2 separate regions of the Homo sapiens genome follow, and region 1 is linked to region 2. A link is an interaction called in ENCODE POLR2A ChIA-PET data of the cell type or tissue named here. Cell type or tissue: MCF 10A. All regions are shown on one strand. Each heading gives the region's core, and the rest is flanking DNA. Links, peaks and the distances in the headings are about the cores only.

Region 1 (11,347 bases), core at 4,174-8,173, 57 kb after region 2:
TTCAGAGTAACGTCCCTGCCCCACCCCACTTGCTAATCACCGTTTGTGACATACATAGGTCATTTACTACTTGTTTTTACTGTCTGGGTCTCTAATTAACTTGGTCAGGCACTCTTTATGCCTCAGTTTCCCCAGTTGTGAAGTGGACATAGTGATACTTTCTTTACCAAAAAGTCTGAAGTGGCGCAGTTCTATTTCCAGACAGCAATTGGAGACGTGTAAGGTGTTATTTGGGTTGTTCCAGTAACTGAGCTTAATGACATGTAACACCCCTGGCCACTCCCAGTAATACCAGTCATATTTCTGGTACTATTGGTATTAGTACTGTTATGAGTGGGGGGGGGGGGGGCTAGGGGTGCTAAATGTCCTACAGTGCATGAGATGGTCTCACCCAATGATAATTTGTCCCACCCAATGATAATTTGTCCCACCCAAAATGAGAAACACAGCAGAGCAATATAAGCATGCTGTGAAAAGTCTAAAATGGTGATGAAAGCAAAGGAGTAATGTTTCTGTGCCATTATGTCTGAGAGTACTGTGGTGGTTCCTTGAAAAGTTGCTGCTTATATTCATAATTGCAAAAATGTGGAACCAGCCCAAATGTCCGCCAATCAATGAGTGGATAAAGAAAATGTGATGGCCAGGTGCGGTGGCTCACGCCTGTAATCTCAGCACTTTGGGAGGCCAAGGCGGGCAGATCACGAGGTCAGGAGTTCGAGAACAGCCTGACCAACATGGTGAAACCTCATCTCTGCTAAAAATACAAAAATTAGCCAAGCGTGGTGGTGTGCACCTGTAATCCCAGCTACTGAGGAGGCTGAAGCAGGAGAATTGCTTGAATCCAGGAGGCAGAGCTTGCAGTGAGCCGAGATTGCGCCACTGCACTCCAGCCTGGGTGACAGAGCGAGACTTCATCTCAAAAAAAAAAAAAAAAAGTGATATATATACACACACACACATACATACACACACACACACACACACAATAGAATACTACTCAGCCATAAAAAGGAATGAAATAATGGCATTTGCAGCAACCTAGATGGAATTGGAGACCATTATTCTAAGTGAAATAATTCAGGAATGGAAAACCAAACATTGTATGTTCTCACCCTTAAGTGGGAGCTAAGCTATGAGGATGCAGAGGCATAAGAATGATATAATGGACTTTGGGGACTCAGGGAAAAGGGTGGGAAGGGGATGAGGGATAAAAGATTATACAGTGGGTACAGTGTACACTGCTTGGGTGATGGCTGCACAAAAGTCTCAGAAATCACCACTAAAGAAATTATTCATGTAACCAAACACCACCTGTTCCCCAAAAACCTTTTGAAATGAAAATTAAAAAACAAGAAACAAACTCCTCAGGTTGTAGACATGAGCTGTTAAAAAACAACAAAAAACAAACATTTAATCTGAATCACATGGGAAAGGCAGGAGACACTGTAAACTTCTTTCCCTTATTAAATTCAAATCTCTTACAATTAAGAAAGGAGAAAAATCATAAAATATATGTATAAAACTTACATTACTTTAAAACAATAAAATAAATGAATAAATAAATAAATAAATAAATAAATGACAGTTGCTGCTTATGATAAGACTTGCTTCATCTCCCCTCTTACCTGTTTGCAAAAGGGAAACTCTGATTTGCTTCCGATGAGGCTGGTGGGTTCATTTTCTATTCAGCCAAGCCTATTTAAGAAAGTAATACTAGTAATCACCATGACAGTAACTACTCTTTCATGAGCACTTACTATTCTCTAGGTAGACACCCATGAAGTTTTTGTGCTTTGTCTCACTTATTCCTCATGACAAACCTGGGAGCAGATTGTAGGAGAATTCAACACACAGATGAAAAAACCTGGCCGGGCGCGGTGGCTCATGCCTGTAATCCCAGCACTTTGGGAAGCTGAGGCGGGCAGATTAACTGAGGGCGGGAGTTTGAAACCAGCCTGGCCAACATGGTGAAACCTCGTGTCCACTAAAAATACAAAATTAGCTGGGCATGGTGGCGAGTGCCTGTAATCCCAGCTACTCAGGAGGCTGAGGCAGGAGAATTGCTTGAACTCAGGAGACGGAGGTTGCAGCGAGCCGGGATCGCGTGCCACTGCACTCCAGCCTGGGTGACAGAGTGAGACTCCGTCTCCAAAAAAGAAAAAAAAGAAAGAAAAGAAAAACCTTGCTAACTTCGTTTTGAACTAAGAACTAGAGCTCTCGGGTGGCGTTGTGGGTAGTCTACTGCACCTCTACAGAGGTGCTTCCTGTGTTCTCTTTGTTCCCTCTTGCCCTTCCTCTACTCAAATAAACAACATTAAGCAAATAAACAGAAAAACCAAAGTGTTTCCTCTTTAATAAAGGGATTCAAGGCCACCAATTTAGTTTGCACACACAGTGCACTTCCCACCTCCAGAGGTCACCAAACATGAGGACTACCTTGCTATTGGTGCTCCTTGGAGCAGTGCAGTGTGGTAGTTCCAGGAACCTTCCATTGTATCACTTGTCTTAAAATAATAGGGACCCAACTCTGCCCTAGGATGTACCAAGATGATGCTTTGGGGGCACTTATAGTCCAGCCTTACTATGCAGGTTGCTTTTAGCTTGGCCCTAGTCCGCGAGGTGGGGTCAAAGCAGCACCTAGAACCTTCTCATACTGCAGATAATACACACCTGCATATGCTTTCTTCTTTCGGGTGCTTTGGCTCTACAAATTTGTGAACTTGAGCTGTCTATAAGATGAGAGTTATTTAACATCATAAATGTTTCTCTCTCTTTAAAAAGAGGAACAGCTTTGTATAAAGATCAACTTTAAGAATATATGATGTCATTATGGTATTGGTTTGCTGAAAGCCTAATAATTGGATTATATTGTGGGTTGTCATTAAGTAGAACTTCACTGTAGATTATAGGAGAGGCTTAACTTGAGTCACAGAGCATTTTGTGGGTTTGTTTTCTCCCCAGAGAGCCAGGCCACCCTCTTGTGTGAAGTAGTTTTTTTTTTCTTGGAGTTACGTACAAGGATGTACCATGTCTGCCTTTGCTGTTTTTATTCCAATGAATAAGAAAAGCTGCTTTTTAATCTGTTTAATTCATTTTCACAGATCAGTGCATTTGCAAAAGTGGAGAGCAGAGACATGAGGTGAAATGGGGAGCCCTGACAAAAGCAATCGGCAAAGGCACAATTTACAATAAATGAGAATCTTGGAATTCTATTGCCAAATTATGCACACCTTTCCAGAAAGAGCAAGTCACAGCAGATCAGATAACTGGCTCACAATTAGCACTGACAAAGAGCAGAATTGCACCCTGTCCTGTTCCTTTTATTTGTTTCCTGTGGGTGTCCATGATGGAGAAGCCTCTGGGAAATTGTGAGGGGATTAGTTTGATTGGAAAGAAGGGGAGAGAAGGAGCTGACGTACAGGGAGGAGGGCCTGCATCATTTAGACCCTTTCCAGGGCTCACTCCTCTGTTGCCTGGAGGCTGAAAGTCTGTTGGATCTTTCAAAGCCAGGAGGGGCTATAAAATCACCTCAGTTGGACCCAAATGAATTAAAATGACCAGTTAACTCCCTTTGAGGACTTTTGACCAAAAAAGGGGCTCAAGGCCTGGCCCACACAAGTTAAGAATACTCCATTGAAAAAGGAAGAAAATCTCAGTATATAGTCCTCATATTTTTGCACTTGAGGGTTCAAATAATGATAATACAACCAAATCCTGAATGACTCAAAGATGTTCATATAACCACATAAATGTGTATTTTTGGGAACTGGGCATAATGTTAATATGTGAAATTGTGGCTAATCCAATGTTCCAATTCTGGCCTTGGATCTCTGCCTCTGTGTCCCTTTGGGCTTCCGCCTGGCTCCATTCTGCCTCCCTTCATTCCTGGCACAACTCTATTGTTTTCTAGTCCAGAACTTGATGTGGTCCTTGCAAATCAGAGAGCCAGATGGACAGGGAAGGAGGTAATATTGAGCCATCTCATTTGTCCTCACAGCATCCGTTTGAGGTAGAGAAGGACAGGAATTAAAAATGACATTATAGATAGACACACTGAAGCTCTGAGAAATCAAGTGCCAAGATGGTGGTGACTGGAGATGAAAACCTAAGGCTTCTAACAGCCAGCCTGAGACTCTCAGACTACATGAAGCTGCTAGCATACAACAGGAAAACAGTAAAGCTCGGTTAATAGTTTTCTTAAAATAATCAGTAGACCACATCCTAGCTAAACATAATGGGAAAATAGACAATATTTCTCTCTCTTTGTTGCATTTTTCAAGCTAGATTTTCTTTTTTACATCCCCTGCCTGGTCAAAAGCATCTGGAAAAGCAGCCAAGCCAGTGCCCACTGTTTCCCTTTTGTTCTCACAAAATAGAATTGCAAACTGAGATTATGCATACAACCTCCTGAGAGTGCAACTGTCCATCCCTGAAGCTGTCTCTCAGCACTGAGCCAGCCCAGTCGGCACCACTGGGCACCAGGCTCTGCCAGGGAAGGGTTTCAATACAAACATCAGGCAATGTGGGCTGCCAACCCAGGCTTCATCACTAAGTGCTGTCCACGTGTTCTGTAGAGACTTCTATGGAGGGGGCTATTTTCTTCTAGAAATATTGCTGGTAAAAAAGAGTCAATACCAGGACTTTAGTATCCTTGTGTAGCTCATGTCTATTTCAATGCTCTTGGATTTCTTCCTCCCAATTGTTATTGTCTCTCCTAGAAGCTTCCTACATTGAACCTTGATGACAGAAAATTGTAATGGAAAGAAAAATCTCTGGCCTGAGAGCTCTAAGACCTGGGTTCTTTTTAATGTATCTACGAACACATTCTATTGCTAGGCCGTTTATCTGGCAGTATGATCTGTCCTAGGGAAATTTTATTCTTAATTAAAAACATTGGTTTTAACCTCAAGGAACTTCCAATCTAATTTAAAGAGACAAGGCGTATGTAATTGTTCCTTAGTTAAAAAATTAATATTTGCAAAATGACTGTTGGTGGTCTAAGGGTTGCTTTTGTCTACCAAGTTAATTCAATTTCAGTGATTTTTTTAATTTATTGTTTACCCTTACTGAATTGCCTTGTTTTAATCTTTGTGGTACAGCCATTGCCAGCTGTAGACTTTCAGTGCTGAAGGTACTTGGAGTTCAGCTCTTTCTTTTTGCAGACAAGGGCACTCAGATCCAGAGACATCAATGCTCTTGCAAGTGTATAAGACACATCCTCTTCCAAATGTATAAAAAACTCACCTGCATCTAATAAGTCATAGTTACTGACTGAACAAGGATGCAAAATACTGAATTGCTTTCGGGCAGCCATGTCTACAAAAGAGAAAATACATTATTTTGTTCCTATAAATGTAGTATAATGCATCTCCAGTAGATAATTAGAAATTTTAATATATAGTAATAATCTGGAAAAGATAAATTTTAAAGAAATACCAGTTATGTCTGTGCAGACAGCATAACTGTTCACTTTCAATAAACATATGATGAAAGTACATAAAATGCCCCCATTCTTCTGTGAAATTATGTATGCAAATGCATCTTATACACCAAAAAATAATTGCAGTAACCTTTTAAATCTCATATAACCAAAGTGGCCTTTGCAAACACTCCTTGCCCCTTCAGAAATAATCACTTGTAAACAATACTCAGAATTAACAGGATTTCAAAGTTTTTTTCCTCTATTACTAAAAAAAAGCCATTGCAGAGAGGGCAAGGAGCTGGTGGGTGGGGAGTGGGAAGTCTCAGAGTTAAGCGCTACTGCTGCCAGAATTCCACACCCAGTGGCTGGTTAGTGACTCAATGTTGAGGGCAATTGAGACAGAATCTCAGCTGGTGCTAAAAAAAAAAAAAAAGGAGTGCAAATCTGCTCTCAGCAAGTAACAGCCTCCATTTTAACTTGGACCAACTGGGTGGAACTGCCCTTCCTTCCTAACCCACACAGTCCTCTGCTACACTTGACTTTCTTTTTATTCTGAATTTACCAGTGAAAAACACAGATGGGGGCTGGGAAGCACAGTGGGAACTGCCCCAGGCTGCACTCCAGGCCCCAGACCTGAATGGGAACTATGTCATTAGTCCATACATTGCTCTCTGGGTTTTCCTTGGCTTGTAAAGTACTTTTTGACTTATATACATTAAAAACAAAAAACAAAAAAACAGCTTGGTGTTGAATTGGGCAGCAGACCTGTCTGTTTGCTCAGCTTGATCTAAATTGGCTTTTGGTTGAAACTTCAGGTGGCTTTTCAGTTTGTCTATGCGCCTCACCCTCCAGGAAGACAACTTAGCCCCTATTTAGCATTTTTGCTGACAGAGAACCAGCAGGCTTGCTGTTTGAACCTACATTTGAATGTACTATTTGGCCAAAAAAATTAGAAAAAAATCACTCCTTTTAGATTTGTTGGATTTGGTTGCTTTATTTTTGGCCCAAATGCTCCTCTGTCATATTGTTTTACATTTCTCTGTAATTCACTCTTTTGTGGCTCTTTCAGCAGAATTCTCTCTGCATTGTCAGCTTTTATGAACAAATGGGAGACAGTTTGAATTATGAATAGAGTGTTCATCCATCACAATCCAGTGACAGGCAACACCTATAGACTGTCCACAGCACACAGATACTACCTCCATGGAAGACTGATTTTAAAAACAAAATTATCCCTTAATCTCTTAAATCAATCAAACCTTCACACTTAGTAGTTAGTGTGTCAATGATGAACATATGTATCCTCCTAACAAAGTAATAATCATTACAGTGCAGGTGCAATATTATATATTAATATCATCAGTTCAAAACTTTACACAGTGTATTAAGGAGAAAAAAATAGAAAACTAGCTTTCTTTTCTATGTTAATTTCAAACAACATTTTTCTTTAAAATTAATTTTGGGATTCTGTATTTGACTTAATGTAAATTAAAAAAATTTGGGATAACTTAGAGGTTCATAAAAATTGCCCTTTACAAAATTGCTGGGGTAGTTATGGTTGTATACTGATCTAGCTTAGAATTTATGAGGGAAACCAAGTGGAATGAGTGGATGGACAGACACAATTAAAGAATTACTGCTGTTAAAGGAAAATTAGAGCTTGACAATGAAGTGGCCCAAACAGGTTTTATTCAGGAACTATTGTAATAGGAGAAAAGAGATCTCAGTAGAGAACTGGGCTCAATTTTGAATACAGCTTGGACAAGTGGGGATTTATAGCCAAGAAGCAGGGTAGGGGTGAGTGGATGGAAAATACTATTAGGAAACAGCAGCGGTAGGGAGGGTTTTGGTTAAACAGACCTACAAGGATTCTTGCTGAAGGCAGGCTAGGGTGATCAGGGTGGGGGATAAGGAATCTGAAAAGATGCTGAGAATGATCAGAGATCACAGGTGGAGAATTCTCTCTAAACTGACCATGATGGTTAATATTGAGTGTCAACTTGATTGGATCGAAGGATGCAAAGTATTGTTCCTAGGTGTTTCTGTGAGGGTGTTGCCAAAGGAGATTAACATTTGAGTCAGTGGACTGGGGGAGGCGGACCCACCCCCAATCTGGGTGGGCACCATCTAATCAGCTGCCAGTGTGGCTAGAATAAAGTGGAATGAAGAAGAAAGTGGAATGGGCAGACTTGCTGAGTCTTCCAGCCTTCATCTTTCTCCTGTGCTGGATGCTTCCTGCCCTTGAACATCAGACTCCAAGCTCCTCAGCTTTTGCACTGTTGGACCTATACCAGGTTTGGCAGGGGCTGTTGGGCCTTTGGCCACAGGCTGAAGGTTGCACTGTCAGCTTTCCTACTTTTGAGGTTTGGGACTCGGACTGAGCCACTGCTGTCTTCCTTGATCCTCAGCTTGTAGATGGCCTATCGTGGGACTTCACCTTGTGATCATGTGGGTCAATACTCCTTAATAAACTCCCCTTCATATACATCTATCCTATTAGTTCTGTCACTCTAAAGAACCCTAACTAATACAGTGACTTAGCAGGATTTTTGCTAAAATGGCATGATGCAGGCCCAATTAGGTAGACACCAAGGTCAGACTTAGAGGAGCCTGACTAAAGTTTAGTGAAGGAGAGAATCTTTACTACTGCAAAGATGTATGATTCTTGTTTTAACTGGGGTAGGCTAGGTATATATTGTAACAAGCTCTCCCACCCCCAGATGACAATGTTTGTTTCTTCTTGCTGGTAGGTGGATGCTATGGTTTGAATGATTGTCTTCTCCAAAACTCATGTTGAAATTTAATTACCATTGTAACAGTATTAAGATGTGGGACTTTTAAGAGTGATTAGGCCATGAGGGCCCTGCCCTCATAAATGGATTAATGCCATTACTGGGGGAGTGGGTTTACCCCCTCATGCTCTCTGTCTCTCTTGTGCCCTCTCTTTGCCCTTCTGCCATGTGATGGTGCAGCAAGAAGGCCCTTGGCAGATGCTGTCATCGTGATACTGGACTTCCCCGCCTCCAGAACTGTAAGCCAATACCTTTCTGTTCATTATAAATCATCCAGTCTTAGGCATCCTGTTACTGCAGCACAAAACAAATTAAGGCGGTGGAAGAGAAAGGAGTTTGTTTTACACAGTCACTCACAGAACCTGGCTGATGTAGCCTTCTCCATCTTATACCTGCAATTTCTGGAATAATCTTCCCCCTTTGGTTACCATGGCAGGGAAAGAGACTAAAGAACTGTACCAAGGCTTTTCATTGCTTCATTCCAGATGTGGCCTTGTAACTTCTTCTCACAGCTCATTGGCCAAGCCAGTTACGTGGTCCTACCTAGTGACATAGGGAGCTGGGAAAAGTGTGCATATAGTGGAGTATTTCGTGAGGATTACTGTGGGTTCCACATTTACACTTAGAGATATGTATGCAATAAATGTCTTCTCCAGTAGCAGTCCCCTGTTATTCAATGTTTTGCTTTCCTTGAATTAGTGACCTGTGGTTAACTGAGGTCTCAGATAGGTGAGTACAGTGCCATAAAATATTTTGAGAGAGGGAGACCAAATTTACATAACTTCTATTACAGCATTTTGTTATAGTTGTTCTGTTTTTAGTTATTGTTAATGTCTTATTGGGCCTAATTTATACATTAGTTTTTTTTTAGATGGAGTCTTGCTCTGTCACCAAGGCTGGAGTTCAGTGGCACAATCTCAGCTCATTGCAACCTCTGCCTCCCGAGCTCAAGGGATTCTCCTGCCTCAGCCTCCTGAGTAGCTGGCATCACAGGCACCTGCCATCACGTCCAGCTAATTTTTGTATTTTTGGTAGAGACGGGGTTTCACCACGCTGGTCTCGAACTCCTGATCTCAGGTGATCCCCCTGCCTCGGCCTCCCAACATGCTGGAATTACAGGCATGAGCCACTGCACCCAGCCTATAAATTAAATTTTATCGTAGGTATGGACAAATAGTCCCCAATTTATGATGGGTTGACTTAAATGATTTTTCAACTTTAGGACTGTGCAAAAGCAATATGCATTCAGTAGAAGGCAGTACAATACTATTTTTTTGTATGTTTTTCAATAGGTTTTTAGGGAACAGGGGGTTTTTGGTTACATGGATAAGTACTTTACTGGTGATTTCTGAGATTTTGGTGCACCCATCACTCGAGCAGTGTACACCGTACCCAAAGTGTAGTCTTTCATCCCTCGCCCCCTCCCACCCTTCCCCACGAGTCCCCAAAGTCCATTGTATTGTTCTTATGCCTTTGTGTCCTCATAGCTTAGCTCCCACTTAGGAGTGAAAACATACGATGTTTGGTTTTCCATTACTGAGTTTCTTTACTTAGAATAATCGTCTCCAGCTCCATCCAGGTTGCTGTGAATGCCATTATTTAGTTCCTTTTTATGGCTGGGTAGTATTCCATGGTGTACACACACACATACACACACACACACACACCCCACATTTTCTTTATCCACTTGTTGATTGATGGGCATTTGGGCTGGTTCCATATTTTTGCAATTGCAAATTGTGCTGCTATAAACATGTGTGTACAAGTATCTTTTTCATATAATGACTTCTTTTCCTCTGAGTAGATCCCCATTAGTGGGATTGCTGGATCAAACGGTAGCTCTAATTTTAGTTATTTAAGGAATCTCCACACTGTTTTTCATAATGGTTGTACTAGTTTACATTTTCACCAGCAGTGTAAAAGTGTTCTCTTTTCACCACGTGTATACCAACATCTATTATTTTTTGATTTATTAATTATGGCCATTCTTGTAAGAGTAAGGTAGTATCAAATTGTGGTTTTGATTTGCATTTCCCTGATCATTAGTGGTGAGCATTTTTTCATATGATCCTCTCTCGTGATAGTGGGCAGAGGCAGTGCACGCAGTGCACTGTGTTGTCAGGCAATTTTGCCCAAGTGCAGGCTAGCGTAAGTCTTCTGAGCATGTTCAAGGTAGGCTAGACTAAGCTGCGATATTCCGTAGTTAGGTGCGTTAAATACATTTTTCAGCTTAGGATGGGTTTATTGGATTGTAACTCCATTGTAAGTGGAGGAGCAGTTTCAGTTCTCTAGGTAGTTTCAGGCATCCATGGGGGGTCTTGGAAGGCATGCCCGCCTGGAAGGGGGTGGACAATTGCATTTTCTTTTGGGAGGAAGGGCAAGAGAAAATGTTGCAAATATGGAATACAAGCAGAGAAATTCTTAAATTACCCAGGATGTTTCTTGTAATTTCAAGTCAGCACAAATAATAAAATATATTTAAAGCATCAATAAAATAGTGTAGTGTCCAACCTCTGTGCACTCCAATGGCGATGGCATCAGGTTTAAGAGGCCAAAGAAGAGCCTCAGAAACAGCAAATGAGACATAGGGTTTTACTGGGGGTTGATATCCAGGGGAGAGAGTCCAGTGGCGGTGGGCTGGGCAGGAGAGCCACCTTATGCATGGTCCAAAGGTGGTGGGCCGGACAGGAAAACCGCATTGCAAACAGCATGCAGTTTATATAGCATTTTCCCTTAACCCCTTCCTCTTCCAGGTCCCACCTGGCAACCTTCATTTAACCCAAAAATTCAGGGTCTCAATCCTCTGTTTGGCCCATGTTCCACAGGATGAGCTGAGGGCTCAGATGTTCCTCATAATCAGGAACAAATTTCTGGATTAGCCACTCCCAAATCCCTAGCTTGGAATAGACATTCGGGTGCATCTGCCATGCAGGGTCCATTCTAAGGGTATGCTTAAGTTATTGCTATCAGGTGTGTTTACCCTACAAATAGTTACATGAATTTTCCTCACCCCAGATACAAAAATTCTCAAGTGATGGATATTTAGATCTCCTATTTTCAGGAGTTACATGAACTTTGAACTTAATGAAAAGGAGACATTTTGGAAAATGTTTTGAAGGGTGAAAGCTTATGA
Region 2 (11,347 bases), core at 3,075-7,074:
GGCCGAGGCGGGTGGATTTCTTGAGCTCTGGAGTCCAAGACCAGCCTGGGCAACATGGTGAAACCCTGTCGCCACAGAAAGTACAAAAATTAGCCGGGTGTGGCTGTGCGTGCCTATAGTCCCAGCTACTTGGGAGGCTGAAGCAGGATTGCTTGAACCTGGGAGGTCAAGTCTGCAGTGAGCCAAGATGGCACCACTGCACTCCAGCCTGGGTGACAAAGTGAGACCCTATCTCAAAAAAGAAAAAAAGGAAACAGTGGCTCAACATGGAAACTAAAAATCATCTCTGGCCATGGGAGGAGGAACCTCTTCGTATCAACAAAGTTCAAACATGGGTAAGTTTACTAATAGATGTTCTTATAATCAAGTGTTAATTTGGCCAAGTTGTTAAACTTGTTTGGGTTTAATTTTCTATCTGTGAAATGAAGAGAATGAAAGCATCTGTTTTGTAGGTTCATTGAGAGAAGTCACACAAATACAGAGTGTGGTAGATTGTATTTTCCAAAGATGGCCATACAAATATACATATCTGAGTGCCACATGCATTTCTTAAATTGTAACTGACACCTTCTTATTTAATGCTGAGATTTATATTTTCTGGGTTTGGATCAAGACAGAAACTTCCATTTTTGATCAACAGATGCAGCAGAAGTGATGCTATGTGACTTCCAAGGCTAAGGCCATAGAGAGGATACAGCCTCCATCTGATTCCTCTCTCAGGACACCTGTCCTTGGAACTCAGCTGTTATGCTCTGAGGAAGCAAAATTAACTTGCATGGAGAGGCCAATATAGAGAGGAACTAAGGTCTTCAGCTGAGTGCCACCATTGTACAGTAGACACGAGTGAAGACGCTTTCAGATGATTTCAGCTCCCAGTCTTTGAATCTTCCATCTGAGACCCCAGACCGTTGTGGATCAGAGACAAGCTGTCCCCACAGTGTCCTGTCCAATTTCCTCTACAGAATCTGTGAGCATGACACATTGCTGTTTCATGCCACTGAGTTGTGGGGTAAATTCATATGTGTCCTTAGTAACTGGAACAGATTTTGATGCCATGTAAAATGGTACAAAAGAAGAAGAAGATAGCTCGGGAATTTTTGCAACTTGCTTCTTATCTATTAATTTAATTTGGTCCATTGCTAGACCAAGTACGTAAGAGTTAATTCTGTATCTAACAATTTAGTAACCAGATTGTCAGTAAAATGCAAGCAAAATTTAGAAGGACAATGATATTTTGTCCTTCTGTCTTGTATTGACAGATTCAACATGGTACTGGTTCACTTTCAGCTTCTGACAAAGGATACTTTTGTTTTCCTGGTCTCTCTCTTTTTTTTTTTTTGGTTGAGATGGAGTCTTGCTCTCTTGCCCCGGCTGAAGAGCAACGGCGCAATCTTGGCTCACTGCAACCTCTGCCTCCTGGGTTCAAGTGATTCTCCTGTCTCAGCTTCCTGAGTAGCTGGGATTACAGGCGCGCACCACCACACCCGGATAATTTTTGTATTTTTAGTAGAGATGGGGTTTCACCATGTTGGTCAGGCTGGTCTCAAACTCCTGACCTCATGATCCACCTGCCTTAGCCTCCCAAAATGCTGGGATTACAGGCGTGAGCCACCGCGCCCAGCCTTTTCTGCTCTCTTACAATTGTTTTACCTGAGCGCTTACTAATTTACTCTTAGCTAAAGTTCTCCTGTTCAGGAATGAGGAAATTCTAGTAGCCAGCTCAGAGGTGGTCAACCAGAATTCTTGTATTATAGGAGCTCATAATAATAAAACTTTATATTTATAGATGGTTTTGCACAAGGTTTTTACATCCTTAATCTCAAGTGAAGTTTACTAATGCATTTGTGTGGGCTTGGCATATAGTGGCCAGAGACTATACTGATCTAGTATGTATTTGCTGCTTCTTGCAGCTGTTGAAATATGTGATACAGTATATGCATACTAAAGATAAAGATGTACAACTAGGGGGAAGAAACAAAGAAACTAGTGCCTACTTTTGGCATCTATGTGAGAATGTTAAGAAATAGAATTCTGGGGGTAGAGTCCTATGGGGACCTGGTGAATTGGCACATGGCCAGATGCTATGTAAATACATAGCAGCCATCCCACTCTTGGAGGAGAAATAAATACTATGAGAGGGTTGGGAAGGTACAGAAGGTCATTTTGTAACTGCCAAGACCTCTGAGGGTCTAGGATTTTATCTACTTGCAAGCTGACAGGTTAGCCAGCCACAGTTTCAAGGATGCTGGTTGGAGACTTGAGACTCCCAGGTCAGAGGTAAAGGACAGTAGCCAGAGAATTAGCATTTTTGTCCTAATCCCTAAGCTCCAGTTCCCACAGGAGCTACATAATAACTGCACACTCAATGGGTTTGTTACAGAAGAGTCCCCGAACTTAGGGAATCTGAATCTTGTGTAATATACATTTAGCATGCTTGACCTTTGCTTTCAGAGAGAAACATTTTCTTTATTACACTGGACAGTAAGCATACCTGCCTTTTGCTTCAGTGGGAAATATCGCCTTTAAAATCATGGCGAAGCTGTAAGCAACCTGCTCTTTGCTTTGGAGGGAAACACACTGTCTATTATTTCCATGCTGTTTGCTATACAAATATCCTTGAAAAGATAGTTCAGAACAAAAGGCCGTCAGTACTTCTGCTTATAAGATGTGCAGAAATATTGAGAGATCCATGGAAAATTGTCTGCTAACAATAACTCCCAATCTTCAGAGGATCCAAATAAATTGCAAACCAACTATTATTGTTAGGCTAGTGATGAAGGGTCAATGACAGCCATATGCATCAGGAAAATTAGAGGGAAATGTGTACTATAACTTGAATTTACATGTTTTTTCTTCTTATCTGCACTTCAGGATTGTCTCCATCAATGGGGTAGCAAAGACAACTTTCTAACAATTCAATTTCCCTGTAGTTCAAGTCTGTCTTCTTTCTATATTGGTTTGGGGACCTGGTGGCTACCATTGAGACTCTGAGCAGCATCATTCACATTGACTCTGTGAAATAAACAGAATGGGTACTTATTCTTTCCAGCTGATGGGAAAGGACATTTACCCATGGCTGGCTTTAGGGAAAAGAACCCCATGTGATAGGCTGGTAGTGACAAATGCAGAAGGATACTAAAAAAAGCTGAGTTCCTGAGACCTGCTTAAAAGAAAAAGGGGCTTCATTGGAAGCTGCTTTGCATTAGATATGGCGTTGGTCACTCACCTGTTTTCTTCCATATCCAATCTTTACCCTTTTTCTGTTCTACTCGATTAATTACTTGCACCCTTTGTGAAGGAGAAATTAAACAAACTGCTTATTGGCTCAGCAAGATGATAAAATGAAGAAAATTTATTACCAGCAGACCCATCTAAAAGAAATGCTAAAGGAAGTAGTTAGGCTTAAGGGAAGTGATACTAGAGAAACTTGAAACTTCAGAAATGGAAGAGAATGGTAACTGGGTAATATAAAAACTGTCTGGTAATATTAATATATTAATATTAAGAACTTAATATTTTAAGTTCTTAAAATATGTATGACTATTGAAAGCAAAAGTTGTAACTTTTGGCTAGGCATAGTGTGGCTGGAAGCGGTGGCTCACGCCTGTAATCCCACACTTTGGGAAGCCGAGGCGCGTGGATCACCTAAGGTCAGGAGTTCAAGACCACTGTGGCCAACATGGTGAAACCCCATCTCTACTAAAAATACAAAAATTAGCCAGGTGTTGTGGCACATACCTGTAATCCCAGCTACTGGGGAGGCCAAGGCAGGAGAATCGTTTGAACCCTGGAAGGGGAGGTTGCAGAGGGCTGAGATCATGCCATGGCACTCCAGCCTGGAGGACAAGAGCTAGACTTCGTATATAAAAAAAAAAATTGTAACTTTGGTAGGGTTTCTCGGTATGTATATGCAAAGCATCTGACAGCTGTGACACAAACGGGAGAAGGCAAAGGGTTGCAGGACTTCCATGTTTTGCTTGTAGTGGTAAAATATTCCATCTAAATAGACTGTAAGAGGTTAGGTATGTATTTCATTATCCTTAGCGCAATCATAAAAAAACTATACAAATAGATATAGCCAAAACACCAACACATAAACTTAAGCGGAATACTAAAAAAAAATTCAAAAATAGTTAAATAAATTTTCTAGAATTGCAAAATATCGTCATTGAAATGGAAATGCAGTGCATGGTTTAATCAGCTGGTTAAAGACAGCTAAAGCAAAAAAATTTATAAACCGAAAGTTAGATATGAGAAAATTGCCGAAAATGCAGCACTGAGATAAAACAATCAATTGTATTGATAAGGAGAGACAAACATCTTTTGAAAGATTTCAGATTATATCTAAAGTGAAATAATTGATGAACAGTGTAATCATTTATCAGTTAATATTCAGTTTCATAAAAGTCAATTGACCATTCACATTAAAAAAATGTTGTAACATATTTGTTGACGCCTGCAGATTTAGACCCTCTGCTCAGGACCAGGTTTTACTTCTGCATCTGTGCATTCATATACCACTAGAAGGTGAAAACATGGTTTGGGGTCTGTTTTGAAGTATGAGGAGAAGTTGGTTAGGGTGCTTGCCAAAGTGCCCTCATCCTTGTGGGCACAAACATCCACTGCTACTGATTTGAAGAAAGTGGTTCTGTAATTTCTACATCCACCTGCTGCAAACTGCAAAATTCCTTGGCAACACTTTCAATTCCCTTAGCAACTCAAGGTGCATGAGTCACTAGGCTGAAAGTGGAGCTCAGCCAAATCTTGGTGGGATCATAGAAACCCGCTCCCTGCTTGCTTTCTCGAGGGAGCTTCCTACTGGGAAGCAGCAGAGGTGCCCCTGGGCCTGACAGTTCCCTGTGGACATGCGGAGGGAGGCTGTTCTTAAAATGTCACTGAAAACAGAATTTGGCAGCAATGGGGACTTAGCGATCAGCTCTACTTCACCTTAGAGAATAAGAATCAAGGTTGTGCAATATTAGTAGATTACATGCTAGTCAAATAATAACAGATCCTGTAGTAATAAATGTAACAACTTTACTATTTATCTGTCTAGGTACTGTCTTCTTTAATCCTTTCAACAGGTCTAAATGGCAGGCATGTTTATTCACATTTCACAGATGAGGAAACTGAGGCTCAAGAAAAGATGAAGTCAAAATTCTATCACAGACTTATCTAGCTCCAAGGCCTCTCTATTACCACTGTGCTGTCTCCTAGGTAATTCGCAGTATTATTGACGACTGTGGATGTGTGAATCGATAATGCTATCTATTCAAAGTGTATATGATATACACATATACACACCTATATAGGCACTTTTAAATTATATCCATAATGAAAGACGGCTTTGTTAGAGTGAGACATAACCCAATATGGAAACTCACCATTTTGTATGTCTTAGATTCACTTTGCTGGACATCTTCTTACTTAAGGGCCCCTTGCCTAGTGAAGGGGAGTCTATGACCAGCTTTAGAAAATAGGGTTAGGTTATCAAATGTCCATCAATGATAGACTGGATTAAGAAAATGTGGCACATATGCACCATGGAATACTATGCAGCCATAAAAAAGGATGAGTTCATGTCCTTTGCAGGGACATGCATGAAGCTGGAAACCATCACTCTAAGCAAACTATCACAAGGACAGGAAACCAAACACAGCATGTTCTCACTCATAGGTCGGAGTTGAACAGTGAGAACACATGGACACATGGTGGGGAACATCACACACCGTGGCCTGTCAGGGGGTGGGGGGCTGGGGGAGGGACAGCATTAGGAGAAATATGTAATGTAAATGACGAGTTGATGGGTGCAGTAAATGAACATGGCACATGTATACCTATGTAACAAACCTGCACGTTGTGCACACATACCCTAGAACTTAAAGTATAATAAAAAAAAAGAAAAAAAAAGAAAAAAAAGAAAATAGGGTTAGGTTATATTCACTACCCTTTCTGGTAGTTATAGTTTTGTTGGTCAAGCTTTTGGTATAGGCACTGGAAATTGTTATTGGTTTATTTGGGAATAAGTGAGTGTTAATTTTACACACACACATGCAAAATACATTATCATTATTTCAGATTTTACATAGCGAAATGAATCACCGGACAGCTGAGGTTATCTATTCACCCTAGAGCCTTCTCAAGAGCATGCCAGCAGATGATCATGAACCTATGAGTCCTCCAGAAAAAAACAGGCCCTGCTGGGGCTCAGCAGCTAGAGGATCAGGTCCTGGAAGGGCCTTATACGCAATCATAGAGCACAAGGATGCCTTCATAGTGTGTTTTAGGAGGTTCTGAGGTTCTGAAAGGCCTTCTTTGTGATACAACACATTTAATTAGACCAACATTTGCCATAACCAGTTTGTGTCCAGTAATGCGTCAGGCTCTGGATGTACAAAGATAAAGAAGTCAAAGTCCATGGCCTCTCAGCTTTCCCCATCCAGTTTGAAAGGAGGACAGGAAAGAAAATAGTGGCGCTGTAACAACAATCAGGGTTGCATGTGAAGCTCTATGAGGACATATATGTGCGTATAATTAATGCTGTAAGATGGGAAGGTAAGAGAAGAAAGTCAGCAGAAGCTGTAAGAAGATATTTAGGTTGGATGTAATGGCCGAGTTAGAATGCAGCAGGGTTATGAGGGCACAGGGCATTGCAGCCAGAGGGAAGTGTGGGAGTAGAGCTTTGAGAGCCGAGCCTGGGAGGCTTTGAAGAGTCACGGGATGGAGACTGGAAAGGTGCAGAGGGCCACATCACAAGGAATGTGGCTTTATCCTGTTGGCTATAGTTAGCCAACATCAACCAAACTGGGACACTTTTGAGAGTAAAAGGAGGTGCTAAAAATAAGTGGAACTTAATCTTTTGAATATTTATTGACCATCAAGTTGACTCTATTAAAAACTTTTTGAAAAAAAAATCTTTTTTTTTTTGGAGATAGAGACTCCTTCTTTCTCCCAGGCTGGAGAGCAATGGCACGGTCTTGGCTTCCTGCAAACTCTGCCTCCCGGGTTCAAGTGATTCTCATGCCTCAGCCTCCCAAGTAGCTGGGATTACAGGTGCGCACCACCATGCCCAGTTAATTTTTGTATTTTTAGTAGAGATGGGGTTTCACCATGTTGGCCGGGCTAGTCTCGAACTCCTGACCTCAAGTGATCTGTCCACCCCAGTTTCCAAAGTGCTGGGATTACGGGCATGAGCCACCACGCCCAGCCTGAAAAAAATTCTTAAAATATAAAAATATTGCCTGGGCACAGTGGCTCATGCCTGTAATCCCAGCACTTTGGGAGGCCGAGGAGGGTGGATCACCTGAGGCCGGGAGTTTGAGACCAGCCTGACCAACACGGTGAAACCCCATCTCTACTAAAAATACAAAAAACTAGTCGGGCATGGTGGCATGCGCCTGTAGTCCCAGCTACTCCGGAGGCTGAGGCAGGAGAACCGCTTGAACCTGGAAATCTATAAGTTGCTTTGGACAGTATGGTCATTTTAATGATACTGCTTCTTCCTATCCATGAGCATGGAATGTTTCTGCATTTGTTTGTGTCATCTCTGATTTCTTTGAGAAGTTTTTTGCGGTTCTCCTTGTAGAGATCCTTCACCTTCCTAGTTAGCTGTATTCCTAGATATTTTATTCTTTTTGAGGCAATTGTATAGGCACATATTTTAATCTATTTCTTATCTAAATCTATCCTTAATATCATGCCATTAGTATCTTTCTGAAGAATATATGTATTTTCAATATAATCTTATTAAAATGTTCTAATAAAATTGAGTAATAGTCAAAGCTATATATATATATATATATATATATATATATATATATATATATGTTTTTTTTTTTTTTTTTTTTTTTTTTTTTGAGAGAGGTAGTCTCACTGTGTTGCCCAGGCTGGAGTGCAGTGGTGCAATCTCGGCTCACTGCAACCTGTGCCTCCTGGGTTCAGCCTTCCATGTAGCTGGGACTACAGGCGCATGCCACCATACCTGGTTAATTTTTTGTATTTTTTTTTTAGTAGAGATGAGGTTTCACCATTAGCCAGGATGGTCTTGATCTCCTGACTTCGTGATCTGCCTGCCTAAGCCTCCCAAAGTACTGGGGTTACAGGCATAAGTCACCACTCCCGGCCTCAAAGCTCTATTTTATGGTAAATAAATTAGAATGTTTGATGACTCCAATGAATTATTCTCTTTTTTTTTTAAATTAAGAAAATACTTTCCCTTCAGAAACTGAAGCATATTCAAAATAAATTCTGCTCGATGTAGGATATTCGCAATGAAAAAATTTTTTTATATTAAAATGTGTAAACATCTCAGGTTGTTTCCCCCCTCTATTCAGTGTATTTTTATTCAACAAATGTTTTTATAAGACAAAAACTCATCAAATAAGTCATCTGTGTTTATGATGTTTTTGAAGTTTTGCCAAATATAAATGTTATAAAATTATAAGTTTTTTTATTCTACTCCAGAACAGAATATAAATTTGTTGAATTAAAAATAGTTGCTCTGTCAAATGATCTCCCTAAAAGTAATATATTCTGAAGAACAATTATCAAATTTGAAAACAGAAACTTGTTTACCCTTTAAGCCCTTTTCATTTGATATGTTCAGTTCCTCCCTTGTATTAGGAAGAATAAATTTCAATGTCTTTATTGTTATAAACCTTATTTTTAGTAACCAAAATTTACTAAAAACTTCAACACTTTTTTGTTGTTTTATTTATGGAGTACTTTTATTAAAGAGTTCCAACTAATTTTGAACAAAATGCAACCATAATTTAGAGGACTTTTTAATTTAAAAATTCAATTCCATTGTAGGACACTGGGGTTAATATAAAAAATTCTTCAATGGCTCAAACATTTTTTTTTTTTTTTTTTTTTTTTTGAGATGGAGTTTTGCTCTTGTTGCCCAGGCTGGACTGCAACTGGGCAATCTCAGCTCACTGCAACCTCCGCCTCCCAAGTTCAAGCAGTTCTCCTGCCTCAGCCTCCCGAGTAGCTGGGATTACAGGCACTTGCCACCACACTTGGCTAATTTTTGTATTTTTAGTAGAGATGGGGTTTCGCCATGTTGGCCAGGCTGGTCTTGAACTCCTGACCTCAGATGATCTGTCTGCCTCAGCCTCCTAATGTGCTGGGATTAGAGGTGTGCGCCACTGCGCCTGGCCCCCAGGCTCAAACATTTCTAATATTCAGTTGATTGTAGGCATCAAGAAAAAGAAAGTTTGTATTGCAGTATTGAATTTTTTTTTGTCTTCAGCATGTGTCATCCTAAATTTTATGTAGTTAAACCACTTATATATAGAAGTGATTTAAGTATACCTATATATGTAAAGTTTGATAATTATAGTTTTTATTTTGAATGGTAGAATATCACAGCTCGTATTAACCGACTTATGAATTACATGTACACCACAACCAATTCCAAGTAGAGCTCTGCTCCATAGTTTCTATGTTTTTAAGTTTTGTGAGATCATTGTTTTTACTACGATGCTGGGCTCCACCAAAATTTCTAATTGTTTTATCACAACAACAAAAGTTTTAACTGAACTTAAAATAGCATTCACAAAATGTCAGATGTTTCAACTATGCCAGAATGGGCTATATTTTTATTTCATAAATCATTGAAAAGAATAGAAGTATTTTTATAATTAAGTGATTTTCAATTTGAAGCTGAAGACTGCTGTAAAACTTGTACTACTTAACCATTTTATCAGGGAAGATAGTTCTCTTCAACCAAGCACAGAGCTTTGGCAAGGATGTACATGGGGCAGTGAGGGAGGAAGGGCACAGCCACATAGCCAGCCGGGTTGGCAGCCACATCAACCTTGGTGATCAATATGGTGACAGATGTTGTGAATAGATCACCCTCACATCCACCATTTAACTATTTTAGAAGTTTTTCTTCTGCTAATGGAGATAACACCTTGATAATGATCACTTTATTTTCAGACTCGCACAAGGAAACTTGGAATAAAAAATGAGTAAAGTTAATTTAGAAGATGCATTTGATCTAAATAAAAAGTCATGCTTCACAATGTGATGTGTGTATTTTCTATAGCTGCACATGTGAAATCACCATCTTTGGGCACAGCCTTCTCTTGACTGTTAGAGGAGTTTCTGATATTTCTTCATATTTGTGTCTTCTGGTTTTCATTGGGCCAATAATATCAGTAGCTCAAGTGGTAGATGGTAATTCTCAACAAATATTTGGTATGAGTTACTCTTTCATTGTCAATACTTTTGAGAAGTGGCAAGTCAGCCAGGTGTGGTGGCTCACACCTATAATTCCAGCACTTTGGGAGGCTGAGGCAAGAGGATTGCTTGAGCCCAAGAGTTTGAGACCAGCCTGGGCAACATAGGGAGACCCTAATCTCTAAAAACAAACAAATAAACATTAGCCGGCCGTGGTGGCATGTTCCTGTCGTCCAAGCTACCTGGGAGGCTGAGGTGGGAGGATCACTTGAGCCCAGGAGTTCAAGTCTGTAGTGAGCTGTGATCATACCACTGCACCCCAGCCTGGGTGACAGAGTGACACCTTCTCTTAAGGGAAAAAAATAAGAAGGAAAAATCTGTCCTAATTTTTTATAAAACTTGAATTTTTTTTTCTTTTAAGCTTATTGCTGCTGAATGGTTTATTGTAAAATAAAAATGCATTGACAATAAAATATATTTATTTTATCTTAATAATTATGTATGGTGTAAATCTATAAGTATTTATAATAAAATCTGTATTTATGTATGATATTTCATATGTAAAAACATTTATTATATATGCATATTTATAGATTTTCACTATACAATAGTTGAAACTTTGTTTTAAACACACTGTTACTGGCTTGAAAAGATGATAAACTTGTAGAGTAGGACCATTCAGACTATTCTGTATAGACTCTGACAGGATTGGTCAATCTCTATTCCTTGTACATATTTTACTTATGTTTCTACCTGATTAACCACCTGTCACCCTGGTGACTAGGTGCACCTGGAAGGCATTGCCATTGGACTAGAAGGAGCTTACTGATCCTACCCAATTATATCCAAGTACACTTCAACTTATGAACGAATTATGAGTGAATAACCCTATATGTTGTCCTTGGAAGGGAAATGTAAACTAAGTTGGATCTTGAAAGGGTAGAGGAAAGAGAGTTGGTTTATCACTGTTATCTTTTAGCTATAATCAAATGTCAAAATAAGAAATCTATTTATTTTACATGCTTCTCACACAGTACCAGAAGAGACTATGGCAGAAGCTGGAAATAAATATAAAGTAGAGGTTCATGAAATATACCTTGGCTTATTTTAATACATATATAGGTGTTATTACTTTATTAAGAAATAAAAACCAGGACAA

The links. Peaks named below come from ENCODE experiments on the same cell type or tissue, not always from the same donor. Only the 100,000 strongest peaks of a DNase experiment are listed, where the experiment ranks them.
Region 1: POLR2A ChIA-PET joins it to region 2 with 5 read pairs; 3 of 35 experiments call an interaction of 5 or more read pairs at or near these places.

The regions. Positions count from the first base shown.
Region 1 is chr3:177,549,305-177,560,651 of GRCh38, forward strand. The region is part of intron 2 of LINC00578 (long intergenic non-protein coding RNA 578); the gene reads left to right. Among named protein-coding and RNA genes, the nearest start is that of LINC00578, 110 kb to the left of the region's middle. In MCF 10A, for the core only: no CTCF peak of the experiment used is centred there; a DNase peak (open chromatin) is centred at 5,787.
Region 2 is chr3:177,493,682-177,505,028 of GRCh38, forward strand. All of the region lies in intron 1 of LINC00578 (long intergenic non-protein coding RNA 578), which reads left to right. It also overlaps the pseudogene RN7SKP52. Among named protein-coding and RNA genes, the nearest start is that of LINC00578, 57 kb to the left of the region's middle. In MCF 10A, for the core only: no CTCF peak of the experiment used is centred there; a DNase peak (open chromatin) is centred at 4,750.